Regions from separate parts of the Homo sapiens genome. Here region 2 is linked to region 1. Evidence: chromatin loops called from intact Hi-C (ENCODE). Cell type or tissue: gastrocnemius medialis. All regions are shown on one strand. Each heading gives the region's core, and the rest is flanking DNA. Links, peaks and the distances in the headings are about the cores only. Region 1 overlaps QSOX1 (quiescin sulfhydryl oxidase 1). Region 2 has its middle 6.3 kb from the start of C1orf220.

Evidence for each region. Peaks named below come from ENCODE experiments on the same cell type or tissue, not always from the same donor. Only the 100,000 strongest peaks of a DNase experiment are listed, where the experiment ranks them.
Region 2: it touches region 1 in a loop (10-fold over the local background); 1 of 110 quality-filtered maps calls a loop at or near these places.

What each region holds. Positions count from the first base shown.
Region 1 is chr1:180,166,301-180,173,554 of GRCh38, reverse strand. QSOX1 (quiescin sulfhydryl oxidase 1) reads right to left here. Exons shown (of 12, transcript NM_002826.5): 2 at 6,964-7,064. Among named protein-coding and RNA genes, the nearest start is that of QSOX1, 15 kb to the right of the region's middle. RefSeq lists enhancers at 5,216-5,873, 5,874-6,529, 6,530-7,187, 7,188-7,254. In gastrocnemius medialis, for the core only: a CTCF peak has its summit at 4,674 (motif pointing right); DNase peaks (open chromatin) are centred at 4,673 and 5,284; H3K27ac peaks cover 2,167 bases.
Region 2 is chr1:178,532,904-178,540,157 of GRCh38, reverse strand. No RefSeq gene overlaps it. Among named protein-coding and RNA genes, the nearest start is that of C1orf220, 6.3 kb to the left of the region's middle. RefSeq lists an enhancer at 2,570-3,769. In gastrocnemius medialis, for the core only: no CTCF peak of the experiment used is centred there; DNase peaks (open chromatin) are centred at 2,457 and 3,167; H3K4me3 peaks cover 363 bases; H3K27ac peaks cover 1,815 bases.

The DNA of each region.
Region 1 (7,254 bases), core at 3,172-5,671:
GCTCACTGCTTTACTCTCTCTTTTCAAAACATTAATATAAACTTTTATTGTGGATGAAAACCATCCACTTATACATACCACACATATTTAAATAGCGTTCTTTACAGTTATTTAATTTTATTGGCCTATTAAAATTATGTTATCCTAATACTTAAGAAAATGATCATAAATTTCCTTGATTAGGAGATCGTATTGATAATGTAAGTTACGGCATTTATGGACTGACACTTTTTCATGAACAAAATTGAAGATACATCTATTTGGGGTTTGGTTTGCCGACAAATAATAAACCAGGTCAGGTGCAGTGGCTCGCACCTGTAATCCCAGCACTTTGGGAGACCTAGGAGGGAGGATCACTTGAACCCTGGAGTTCAAGACCACCCTAGGCAACACAGTGAGGCCCCATCTCTACAAAAAGTTAAAAATTAAAAATAAATAAAATTTAAAAACAAAAAAGAAACCCGAGGGTGATGTTGCGCTGCAGTTATTCATGGTGATGGTGCTCTTGTTTATTTACAGACAGGTTACACTTTGACTGGTTTCTACATATATGAGAACAACACTGACATCATGAAGCCTTGAGATGGGTGGCTTTCCCACAGCTACAGCTGTTATTTTCACCTCTGAAAAGTAATATGGTCATTTTTTTGTCATCAACCATCAGGTCACCCACATCTGAGCAGGTGCCCATATTAAAAGAGGCTTGCATTACTTCTACCAAAAGGCAGCCTCTCCAGGACGGGTGCAGTGGCTCATGCCGGTAATCCCAGCACTTTGGGAGGCCGAGGTGGGCGGATCACTTGAGGTCAGGAGTTTGAGACCAGCCTGGCCAACAGGGTAAAACCCCGTCTCTACTAAAAATATAAAAATTAGCCAAATTTGGTGACATGCACCTGTATCCCAACTACTCAGGAGACTGAGGCAGGAGAATTGCTTGAACCTGGGAGGTGGAGGTTACAGTGAGCCGAGATCATGCCACTGCACTCCAGCCTGGGCGACAGAGAGAGACTCTGTCTCAAAAAATAAAAAAATTTTAAAAAGGCAACCCCTCAAGATCCCTGCAGCCACAAGCAGCTTGGAGTCTGACCAGGAACCTCGGTCAGCCAGAGTGGCCCAGGGGGATGCAGGGACCCCAAGAGCCTCTCCCCAGGATGCAGGCTGAAGGGAAGGCCCTGCTGCACCTCAGCTGTTCCCTTCTGTCCTCAGAAGCTTCGCACCCACCTCCCAGGCCAATGTCTCCTCCGAGTTCTGGCTCCCACGCCTCACGCTCTTCAGGAACTTCTTCCTAGCCATCTCTCATCATTCCTCTTTTCTACTACAGCCGCCCAACTAGGCCTACAGATAGATTCGAATCCTTCTAGTCTAACCCTTAAAAAAGGAAAGGATGGGAAGGGAAGGAGGATGGGGATGAAGAGAGGCCCTCCTTCCTTCTCGAGTAACCGCATTTCCTTCCCGTGTCCCCATGCTGCCAATGTTCCTGGAACAGCGTCTGCCCTTGCTCCTCAGACTGCTCTCTGGCCATCCCCACAACCCTCAGTTGAAGCCGTTCTAGGGAAGCTCCTTGGTGACCTTCTCTTCAGCCACTCCAGTGATCTCTCCCCGCCCTCCTGGCCTCTCTCTGGTACAGATGTTATTACTGCCTGCTTTGTCTTCCCATGGCGAGCATTTGTCAACTTTCGTGCCACATTTTGTGGTTGCTCTCCTTTGTTGCTTTCACGTTGCCACCCTCCCCTGGTTGGCTTGACACTGACCAGCCTTACTTGGCCCCCTTGCCCTGGTCCTAGCTTCACTTTCGACTGCTCTCCTGTGCCCACTGTCCACCCCCATCTCCTACCCCGGTCTCTCCTACAGACACATGTCAGGTCCTGACACTCTTCTGTTTAAAAAGCTGTTGAAGGCACTGTCACAAAGAAGTTGCTCAATCTTGCTTCTAAATGATGAGTGGATAAAGGGATCAATGAACAAACCTATCATTTCTCCCTTGCCAAAGCCAATGACTTTGTCCAAATGATTTGCCATCTGAACCCTCTGCATCTCAGACCTCACCTGTCCTAGACTCCTGGTTCTTCCTGATGGCCTCCACTCAGGTGTCTGGATACTGCCCCTCCCCCACCATCCCCAAGACTGAATCACCCCTCTCTCAACCTGCTTTGCCACTTGTGTTTACCTCACCCAGCAACCAGTCCCCCTCCCTGCCACCCACACCATCCCCCTCTTCAAAAACCCGTCATCCAGTTAGCTGACAAGTCCTATGAATTTGACCTCCGTGTTACCTCTTCAAAAGTCCTCTCCTTCTCCACCTGCCTTGTCTAGACCAGGCCCGACAGATGATGACGTATTTTTGGGTCACTGCATCAGTCCCCACCTTTCATGCTCTCAGAAGTTTTAGTATGCTCAATCTTTTCATACTCCAGCTATCTTCCTCACTGCTACTAAGGTTAGTTTTCTAAGGCACAGTTCTGGTCTGAACATTTTGCTCCTCCTCAAATCTCTTCCATGACTCCCCACTGTCAATGAATAATGTCCAAACTCACTGCATTCAAGGCCTTCCAGGCTCCAAACCCAAACTCACCTCACATTGCCCTCCACTCCCGCCACTCCAGCTGCAATGAACTTCAACCTGAATCCACCACTCACCCATGCACCCACCTCTGACCAGGAAGCAGGACGACATTTTATTTATCTCTGCAAGCTCCACAGTGTCTGGCATCTCTCAATAGACATCTGTTCAGCTGAACAGAGAATCTCTGCCCTTTGACCATGCTGGAAGCCCATGCGGAAATCAAGTCAGGGCACATTTTTGTCCTCTGATTAAAATGTATCCTTATTAAGTCAACCACTGGGGCGTGTGCCCTGCCCAAGGGAAACCACCACAGCTCCCTGGAAGCAGGCAATTAAGACTCTGGGAGTGTGTTGCTTTTCTCCAGGAGCAGTCAGCACCCAGCCCTTTTCTTTCATCACTTTACACAGGAGCTACTGGAAGACCTCTAGCTGCTCCCTAATGGCAGAAAACCAGGCAACACCAGGCTGGTCTTCACGAAACTATGGAGTGACTGCTATCTTGGGGCCAAAAGAGCTCAAGAGAAAGCACACTTCCCAGGGGTGACACCGATGGCATTCAATTCCAGCTTTTATAACGTTTTAAGGAAAATGGTCCAGCCTCCAGATATTTTTATGGTAAGCCCATGAGGATCCATTACCTTAACCACTTCCAACACCGTGGATTATCCATGGAGAAGACCTCAAAAACAGCAGCTGACTGCTGAGAAAGGGGCCCACCTCCTTTTTCCAGAGAGAGACAGGAGACATCCTGGAGTCCTGTCTTCCTCCCTGACATCTCACCTTCTAGCAAAAGCCACAGAAGGTAACAGCCCAGACTCTGTACCCTCACAGGGCGTCCCTGCTTCCAAACCTGCATTCAAGGACCTGCCATTTCTGGGCTCCCTCCTCCCCCAGCTCTGCCTCATCCCTCAACATGAGCCTCTGCCCAGCTGGACGAGTCTCCTCAACACGCCACCTCGCCCTGCCCACAGAGGGCCTTGGCTCTCACCTTCTCGCCTGCCTATAAGGCCCGCCCACATTCCTCCTCTCTCCCAGCCAAACCCCATCTGTCCTTCAACACCAAGTAGAAGTCCCCTCCTACACACACTCCTCTCTGACCAGTGAAAGAGCTCCGTGAGCCCAGCAAACTCCTGTGGCATACCCTGGGTACCTATCCCTGGCCGCCTCTCACTGGCCATGGGCTCTGGGGATCTCACGCTCCTGGCCACGCCTGCAGTGGTGAGTGCGGTGCTGGGCACCCAGCAAGTAGGCCCGCAGTGGCTGCTGACAGATGGATGGACTGCCACACAGTCCAGCAGCAGCCACACACCAGCTACCAGCAGCCCCACGGGTGGCCCAGGAGTGAGATGGGACAACGGGAAGGAAGCAAACTAACTTTTACTGAAGTCCAAATCACACTAGCATGGTGGCACTTGCATATGGGAGACCTCACTTCACACTTGGCAACGGTCCTCTTAGGTGGATGTTATCATCCCATGTTTACAGACAAGGAAACTGGGGCCCACGGCTGGGGCACTGATAAGTGACTTTCCAAGCCACACACAGTAAGCAGAGAGGCCTGGATTTGAAACCACATCACTGATCTCCTCAGAGCCTCGAAGAGAGAAGACCTGCCCTTCCCCACCCCTATGCTGCTGTGCTGTGTACCCCTTGCTCCGGCCAGGCCTTCGGCCATAAAAAGTCCCATTCTATTCCCACTGAAGGGCACTCCTGAGGCCCACGGAGAAGCCCCTTGACCCGGAAGTTCCAGCCTCTAGGTTGCCAAGCTCCAGCCAGAACCTGCAGCCAACCAGCCCCTCCCTCTCCCACGCCTTTGTTTCCTTCCAGCTGGGCTCTGGCTCCAACCTGATGGGGACCTGACACAGCTGGCCCGCCCTTCAGGGCCCAGGTGTTTGCTAAACAGGCTGGGCTGGTAGAAGCTCACTGTTTGCTCATAGTGACAAGGGGCTGGAGACAGAAGAAAAGGACAGTCACACATGCCACTCAGGGAGGCCAGACTTGTGTGTGGGCCTGTCCCCATCATACCAAAAGCACTCTCTCCTCCCCCTGCTTCGCATGGGCCCTCGCTTTTCAGCTCTTCATGGACAGAGTGCAAGGACAGGCTCCAGCCCCCAGAGGGCAGCAGGCAGGGCAACAGGGCTATGTCTCTGGCCCACCAGCAGTCTCCAGGTCAGCCTCTGCCAAGGGCACACAGGTTCTTCATGGCCCCGAATCTCTGGATATTGGAATCTGTTTGAGTAGTGTTTTCCAAACACTAGAAACAACCTTGTAATGAGCTGTCAAATCAATGTATTTAATCACAGCCGGATTTAAAAAAAAAAATAGAACAGAAAATATCACAGTTTAACTGCACTTAGTAAGAATCTTGTTTTATGAAACTTCTGGTTTAATGATAATAGATACATACCAACTTTGGGATCACAATGTAAAAATGTGTATTGCTTACAGTTGGTCACAGTAAGAAACTATTTGAGAGCCGCTGCATAGGACCTCAGAGCAGAGACCTGCCAGCTCAAGCCACTTGGCCTATGGACTGGGCACTGGGTGCCTCCCCCTGGCCAAAACTGAGCCACAGGTTCCTCAGGAGAGGCAGGAAAGGCTTTGCCGGGGGAGGCCACCGTGTTGGTCTGTGGACAGATGACTACCAGACTGGCCCTGCCAGGTGCTGCCCGTCTGGAGGCAGGGGAGGGCTGAGGAGCCCAGCGAGGGCCCTCCCAGTGCCCCTCCCACAGCCAGCCAGGCAGTTCAGGAGATGGTGACTCACCTGAGGCATCCAGGCTGCGTGCGCTGCGTGACATGGGGTGGCGCTGAGGAGCCTCTGACCTCCTGGGCCTAGGCCGCCTCCTTCATCCCTGCTGTGCCCAGCCTCTCCCAGGCAGAGTCAGAAAGCTCAGGTGTCAGGCCCTACAGAACTCCAATCGGTTGTCTTGCCCTGGCTGCTGTACCAGTGTCAACCCCTCCCCTGGGGGCTGGGCAGTGGCTGCACCCCTGCGGCTCATGCTCACTGGGAGAAAAATATCAGCCTGTGAATGATGGTTCCTTGTGCCACACTAACTTGCCCACAGCTTCCCACTCAGGGCCACTCACCCTGGTTCAGCCAAAGGAACAGAGTGCCCTGTTTGAATATTCTCAATTACACACCTTAGGGCCAAAGATAGCACCATGTCCCTGCCAGGAAGGCCTTTCATTTCAAAGGGATGATTGACATGCAGACTCTCTGCTGCCACTTTTCAATGACACGGCAGTAGCTGTTGGTTCGCTATCAGGAGACCAACCTGGTCTCAGCTAAACCTGGGGCCTGGGGGGCCCTGACCCTATGTGGTAACAGTTTAGGAAGGGACTTCTATTAGGTGTGGAAACCCTGAATCCAGTGGGGGTTGCACTGGGCTCGAGGAACAGAAAGGTCACATGGAGTTAGAGCTGGATGTTCCTGGTGGAGCCACGGCCTTACTTCCCGGATGGATGCTGCTGGGGTAATTAAGCTGAGTTCTGGCTCACAGTTCTGCTTGAAACTTGGCTGCCCCTACCCCCAGCTCAGAGGTATCTTGTTCCAGGGACAATGCTTGGCATTTCAGCTTTCAAAGGCATTTCCTAATAATCCTTAATGGCTACAGAAGAAACTGGTTTTCTAGATGCCATTCTGGTGGGAGGGTACATATTATTTATAGCTGGTGCTACAGAGACAGAGATTTGAATTTGGCTTCTCTAATCTGGAAGAAAACTAATTGGATTGGAGCCAGGCCTGAGCCCAGGGGAGGGCCCTCACCATAACTGCAGCAGCCTTGCTGCCCTGGGCTATCCAGGGCCTCCTATTTGAGAGCCTTGGAAGCTGTTCAGACGTTAATTAAGCTGTTGATGCCCTGCACTGGGCAGGCTGGCAGGTAAGGCATCATCAGAGATCTCGTGCCACTTTCCACCAGAGCGGGGGTGACAAAGCCCTCATGCCTTGGGTGTGATAACTCCCGTGCCGGGGATCCCTGCTGCCTGAGGCACTGACATTCTGACAGTGGGGTGAGGCTACCCTGACAGGTCCCTTCTTAGCTACCTGTGGTTCAAGGCATTTTTGCCTGAGGAGGCTGAGGCTTGCCAGAGTGTCTGGGGTCCCTTTGTGGGGGACCACTAGGCTTCTAGAGTCTGACCCTGCCCACAGGTGGGTCAGAGCCTGAATCCTGGTTTTATAGAGTTAGATCAGACCTCTTAAGGCTTGGAGGTCAAGAGGGAGAGCAATTGAAGAGGACCTTGGGAGGTGGGAGCTCTCACCAGCCCAAGTGATGATCACCTCCCAGCTCAAATCAGAGCAGCTGAAATCTGCCCATCCCGACACATCCCACATGGTCCCTTTCCCTTATAAAGGGAAACAAAGCAGGCCCAGCCTGCCTTCCCCTCCTGTCAGTCACACACCCTCACAGTCGGGAAGCCAGGGATGTTGAAGTCTCTGCAGACTGCACTGTTGGTCTCCTCAGCACAGTCCAGGGCGGCGAGATACAGGGCCGGCCTCCAGGCTGAAAGGACAAAAAACCCAGGGGTAAATAAGAGGGGCTGGTACCCCCTCTGCCCGCCCATCTCCCCTAATGCAATGCCTCACCCCTGCCAACCTCAAAGCACCTGATCCCAAAGCTCTTATGACAAAGGTCACACCTTCCTTGGAAAAGGACCTCTGAGATATTCCAGTTGGTCTGCATTTCTAGCGTC
Region 2 (7,254 bases), core at 1,967-4,466, 1.6 Mb after region 1:
TTTTTGGTGTTTTTTGTTTTTGTTTTCGTTTTGAGATGGACTCTTTCTCTGTCGCCCAGGCTGGAATGCAATGGCGTGATCTCAACTCACTGCAACCTCTGCCTCCCGGGTTCAAGCGATTCTCCTGCCTCAGCCTTCTGAGTAGCTGGGATTACAGGTGTGCACCACCACACCTGGCTAATTTTTGTATTTTTAGTGGAGACCGGGTTTCACCATGTTGGCCAGCCTGGTCTCGAACTCCTGACCTCAAGTGATCCACCCTCCTCAGCCCCCTATAGTGCTGGGATTACAGGCATGAGCCACCATGCCTGGCCTTATTTCCTAGGTTTAAAGACAAAACTAGCTCGTTCTATTGTTTCCATCGACACAATTGCTTCCCCAATATATAATGGGCATTTGTTGCTATTGTTCTGTTTGTTTTGGCGGTCCAGCTTCCAGCATCCATTCTATTTGGGAGGATTCCCCGGTGACTCTTGGCAGGAATCCATCAGCCCCTCTGGAAATGGAAGGAATGGAAGGAACCAGGTGTCCCTCTTGTCCCCCACCCCTGCAGAGGTCACAGCCTTCCTATCCTGCCCAGCCCAGTGGGGCTTTGAAGGCTAGGGTGCAGGAACAGAAGAGAACTTATTTTTGGCCATGGCAGCTAGGCCAGGAGACCATCTGTGAGAGTAGCATCCTGTGTCCTGTGGCAGCAGTCCCGGCCACGGTATCCTCACCACAGCCTGGCCACAGCTTGGCCTCGCCTGCATCTCCTGCTGCCAGCCGCCTTGATACCTGCCCATTTTCCCCATGCGGTTCTCCAGCCTTCCGACTGATAAGTTCTGCACATATTTCCCCATGTCCATTGCCTGCACGAGTCAGCCAGGTCAGCTCTGTCGCTTCCACCAAGACCTCTCACTGCAGTGGCTGTGCTGAGCTTGCAGCTGACGTCTGCTCTACAGTGTCAGCACTTGGGATTCTTCTTCTGTTGGGGGTCCCTGAAGGTGGGATTCCTGGCCTGTCGAAGCATTGCTGTGTGACACATGCCAGATCCTTGCGGTTGCCTGTGAAGCTCGGAGCCCTCCATATCGAGGGAGGAAGGCTTTCCTTCCAGCAAAGTCTTGTGGCTTTCAGCGAGAGCGACTATGCAGCAGCCAGACCAACTACAGAGGTCACAACAACAACCCCTGTCCCGATGACAATCCTGTGATTTTCCTGGCTCAAAATGAAGTTTGACAAGTCTTGTTTTATACTCTTGTCATCACTGGGATTTCTTCTGACTTTACAAGACCAACAGGAATTGGAGTCAGACTCACAGGGGAGCCTGAGAGCCTCTCTATCCCACACCGCTGTGGGAGCCACGCCCAGGTGGGGCCAGGGCTGCAGAGGGGGAAGCTGGGAATGGCTGGGCAAGGATAGAGGCAGCTCAGCTTCCCCTAAGCCTGGGGTGGCCTGAGGGGCCCCCTGCACTATGCTGGAACGTACCTTCCTTTCCAAGGAAGGAAAACAGCAGCTTCTGACTCATGACTGTGTCCTCCTGCAGACAAGTACACAGCTCATCCCCTCAGAGTGTCTGAGTGCTGAGCTCACATCTCATGGTGGGGTGTTGCGGCCATGTCGCTGCCCCATCCCACGGGCATGGTGAGGATTCTGTTACTGCACACTCTTTAGGGTCCTTTATAGTTAATAAAATATTGAACCACTTCCATACTGGTTGGTAAACAGCTGCTGCCCTGAGCTGCCCCCACCTCCGACCCAGTGGCCACCTGCCCATCATTCTCCTGGTCCTTTCCCAGGACTGGCCAGGTGTCCCCACAACCTAGCAGCTAAGGGTCCTACCTGGCACAGATTCTGGTGGGTCAGGGCCCATGGTTAAGTATTTGGGGGTATCACCCCACCCACGAGTGTTCTCAGCACGCACTCACTCCTGCCTCTTCTCTGGTCCCCACACACTCAGCCACCCTGTCCCACCTCTTCTCACCACCAAATTAATATGCTCATCCTTCTCACCTCATCCTAGCCCCACCTCCTTCAAGAATCAGTCCTGAGTCCATAGCCCCTGCATCTCCCCCTCACACCCAGAGCACTCCGCCTCCTACAGATAGCGCTTCCCAAATACGTCTCTCTCAAAGCTCTTTATGAGTCTTCAATATTTCCTTGGCCGGCTGGCCGATTGATTGGTTACAGAGCCTTGCCTTCTCATTTTCTGGCAGCAGATAAGTGAGGCCGGGACCTCTGGGGCCAGAGGCAGAGAGGCAGAGGTCCCAGGCCACACCTGAAAAGGCCGCCTGAGAAGGGAAGTTTCTGAAAGAGGCCAAGCAAGAGGGACCCCAATGCTGGGGCACTGTGAGCAGTGCTGAGCTGGTCAGTGGTCAGAACAGGTAAACTGGTGGGGCTCAGGCAAAGAGAAGGTCAAAGTGCAAGTCACACCTGGAGCAGGCGGGCATGACGCAAGGCCAGCTCAGCCACAAACCCCGTGTTGGGGGCAGGTGCCTTCCCTCTGGATCAAGATGTCCTGGAAGTGATTGGCTCCTGTTGGACAGGCAAAAGGTTAAGCAACACTCATCCTAGCTTCGAGCTGTCCCTCCCACCGACCTGAGTGGCAAGGAAGTTGCAGGGAAGGGGGCCTTGCTCTGTGCCACAGCTAATACCTGAGAATAGAATTTGGGAAACTTGAATCACAGTTTCCCATAACGTGTCGCGATTGCTTAGAAACTACGTGTCTCCCCTCCCCACAGTCGTCGGGGATCAGTGGCTCCTGACGCGTTTGCTTTAAATCTCTCTGTTCCCTGCCAATTAGCCAGTTTGACTTTCTGCTGTGGCAGGGATGAAAGTCACACTATTCAGCGCTAGACACGGATGCTGGGGGAGGAATCTCATTGCTGTGGAGATGGAATCTGGGCTTGGCACTGCCTGTTCAGCTGCTGAGTGTTACTTTGGGTTGACTCACAGCCCAGCATGAAGCAGGAGGCCAATCTTCGTGCACTCCACAACTCTTCCCTCCCCAGCTTTATCCAGACTGTGTCTTCTGCTGACCAGCTGTTTACGCTTGTACTTGATATGCGCTTGCCAAAGCCTGCAGCATAGAAGCCCACAGCTCAGTCCAAAGCAGCCAACCTTCGGCCTACTAGGATCTTAGCCACACCCCAGAGTCCCAGAGAGAAGTGACTCAGGTTGGACACAGTGGCTCCAAATGACCTCAGGTGACTCACAGCAAACAGATTAAAGGTGACACCCAGTGTCTCACCTATCAACTCAATTTGTCATTGAGTTGGCAGCCATGGCTGCCACCATTTCCCAGCTCGTTCACCCAGCTGTTTTTAAATATGGGCACACCAGCTTAAATCCCAATCTTGCCTGTCCTAACACCACAAGTCTCAACTCTGGCTGCAGGTTAGAATCACCCGAGGAGCATTTGAAACCACTGAAACCCCAGGCCTCCCTCCTGCAGAGATCTCAATCTAATTGGTCCAGGATGGGCCTGGGCATCTGTATGTTTTCAGAGCTCCTCAGGTGGGATGTTTGTTTGTTTGTTTGTTTGTTTGTTTGTTTTGTAGAGATGGAGTTTCCCCATCTTGCCCAGGCTGGTCTCAAACTCCTGAGTTGAAGCGATCCACCCGCCTCGGCCTCCCAAGGTGCTGGGATCACAGGTGTGCGCCACTGTGCCCAGCCCCCAGGTGGTTTTAATGTTCAATGGTCCTGAGAACCAGGGATCTGCCATCCAATTCTGTGAGGAAGGAGGATGCCAGACAGATATGCTATTTTCATATCCAATTCAGTCACCAGCACGTCTGCAGCCTGGCTCATGCCTTCAGTAGAGGACCTTCTGGTGTGAACACTTGCTCATTTCTGACCCAGAATCTTCCATAAATTTTTCTGCATCCAACTCTTTCTCCTTGGGTTTTAGTAATCTGTAAGTTTCTGCTTAATTTTCTGGATTAGGAGTTGAGAGTCCCAGCTTGTGAAACACACATTGCCAAAAAACCTAGTTATGGAAAAACTGGCTGAGATGAGAAAGATCTTGTTCTTACATAATTATGGATTCTCAATCTGTTCCATTTTGTTTATATTTGTTTCTCTGGAGAAATACTTTGTTATACATCATATATATTTTTTGATCTATATATATCTTTGTTTTAGCTTTATTAACTTTGGAGACTCGAACATACACAAAAGTAGACAGGATAGTATCATGAACTACTACAAACCTACCCACTCTCCTGCCCCAGCAATGGCTTAACCCAGCCCCATCCCCACACCCATCAGTTCACTCCATCTTCTATTATTTTCAGTCAAATACCAGATATCATACTATTTTATCTGTGAATGTTTTAGCAGATCACTCGAAAAGAACTTCTTGGGTATCATAACCACCATTCTACTGCACAGCAAAACTAGCAATAATTCCTAGAATTTAAATTTCCCAATTGTCTTAAAACTGTCCTGTGTGAATTATTAAAAAGAATTTGAGCCAGGCACAGTGGCTCATGCCTGTAATCCCAGCACTTTGTGAGGCCAAGGCAGGTGGATCACCTGAGGCCAGGAGTTCGAGACCAGCCTGGCCAACAGGGTGAAACCCCATCTCTACTAAAAATACAAAAATTAGCCGAGCGTGGTGGTAAGTGCCTCTAATCCCAGTTACTTGGGAGGCTGAGGCAGGAGAATCACTTGAATGCGGAAGGCAGAGGTTGCAGTAAGCTGAGATGGCGCCATTGCACTCCAGCCTGGGCAACAAGAGTGAAACTCTGTCTAAAAAAAAAAAAAGAATTTGAATCAGGGTACAAATGAGATGCAGATGTTGAAACTGGCTGATATAACTTTTTAGTCTGTTTTAGTCTATAGATTACCCCTCCTTTTTTTTTTTTTTTTTTTTTTTTGAGATGGAGTCTGGCATTGTTGCCCAGGCTGGAGTGCAGTGGCTTGATCTCGGCTCACTGCAGCCTCCACCTCCCGGTTTCCAGTGATTCTCCTGCCTCAGCCTCCCAAGTAACTAGAATTACAGGTGCTCACCACCATGCCTGGCTAATTTTTGTATTTTTAGTAGAGACGGGGTTTCACCCTGTTGGCCAGGCTGGTCTCGAACTCCTAACCTCAGGTGATCCACCCACCTCGGCCTCCCAAAGTTCTAGGATTACAGGCGTGAGCCACCACGCCCGGCCTCCATGTTCCATTTTTGAGGAACTGCCAAACTGTTTTCCAAAGCAGCATCACCATTTGACATATTCAGTTTGATGAATTTTTACACATAGTACACACCCATATCCCCACCACGAGATCAGGAATAGGGCATCAGCACTCTAGAATCCTCCCTGTCATCCTTGCACTCTAAAGGTAACCCTATTTTGACTTCTGTCACTCTGGATTAATTTTGATGGCCAGGACTTGAGAGGTGATCCGAGGAATGCTTCCACTGGAGAACTCAGCGTTAGCAAAGGCACAATGGCCGAGGCAGGGCAACCCCAGCTTTACATTCTGCAGGACAGGGACCCAGATTCTCTTGTGGTCCCACCAAGGCCTGGTGAGCAGGCAGGTCTCCTCCTCCCCTGCCCCGCTTCCTGCACAGCCAGCAGAACTTTTCAAAGGAACAGCAAGCAGGGGGGCTTCTTAATTGGGATCCCCTGGGAGGCAGAGGAGGAGATCCATGTGCGCGATGACTAAGTTTCATCCTAATGGAGGACTTTAGCATGCAGTGCCATGGCAAAACCTGGCTTGCGGTGGGAAGGGAATCTGTCCTTGCATGGCCCTGGCACAACTGTGTCCCCGGGCCTGTTAGGCTCTGCTCACCTCCTACAGCAGGCTCTTTAGGAAAGACCCAGGCTCCCAGAGCCCAGCTCACAGCCGCTGAGGCAGGACTTTCTGAGCAAGTCTCTCCTGACCACAGGGAACTGCTGTGTGGGCAATTTGGCAGCAAGGGCATCTGTTCTGCAGGGCAAAATGCTAGAGAACCAGCTGGAGAACCATGCTGCATGGGGAGGGCTCTCAGGTGGTGGCCCCTGGAGAGTCAGGCCTGCTGCAGCCCCATTACCTTGAGGCCTTTCTCCCAGCTCAGCAGTTCTCTGGCTTCCAGCCTTTTCCCTGAACTGACCTTCTGTCTCTGGCCTCACCCAAGCACACATGCAGAATGACACTGAAGTCACTCAAAACTGCTAGAGATATTTACCCCTGATCTGCAAACCCCCTAACTTGCCAATGATCTTTCCATCCCAGCCCCTAACTCTAATTTGCTTCCAAATTCCATCCTCAGCACAGTCTGAAATTGTCACTCCCCTCCAGCCCACTGCCTGGGAACTTACCAATTAGAGGTTAATTTGGGTACTCATTAAAAGATGCAAACAGGCTGGGTGTAAGGGCTCACACCTATAATCACAGCACTTTGGGAGGCCGAGGTGGGAGGATCACTTGAGCTCACAAGGGGTTGGAGACCGGCCAAGGCAACGTGGTGAGATCTCCGCCTCTACAATAAAAAATATTTTAAAATTAGCTGGGCATGTGCTTGTAGCCCTAGATACTCAGGAGGCTGAGGCAGGAGGATCACTTGAACCCAGGAGGTTGAGGCAGCAGTGAGCCATGATTGTGTCACTTCATTCTAGCCAGGACAACAGAGCAAGACCCTGTTTCACTCAAAAAAAAAAAAAAGATGTGCAAAGTCCCTGGGAGGGCTGGTCTGTCCCATATCAGGGTGCTTTCTTTTAAGAGATTGAGCTCCTACCAACACTGAGCTGGGAAGAGCAGCAGCTGCAGACACTTGGCTTTGGGGCGCCTCACATAATGCTGTGCTCTGCAGAGATAAGTCTCGGGTCCAGGTCTAGAAAGGGAAATAGGATGATGCCAAAACCAAACCTTTTATGGTTCAGTATTTTGTGTACACCAGGGCCGGGTGCAGTGGCTTCGCCTGTAATCCTGAGCTTTGGCTGAGGCTTGAGGCAGGAGGATCACTTGAGGCCAGGAGTTTGAGACCAACCTGGACAACATAGTGAGACCCTGTTTCTACAAAAAGAATTAAAAATTAGCCAGGTATGTTGGCATGCACCTGTAGTCCCAACTACTCGGTACTATTTTTTTTACTCAGGAGGAAAAATAATAAAATAATTATAAATATATATATACCATGATGGGATTGAAACCCAGCTTCTTTTTCTCTCCAGTCCTCTCGCTCCTACTTGTCTCCCTTCCTTTCTCTCTCTTCTCCACACTGTCCTTCCCCTATTCCTTTTCTCTGACCCTAAAACAGAAAATAGTCTCATTCCATTAAAGATATAAAACAGTTTTTTTTTG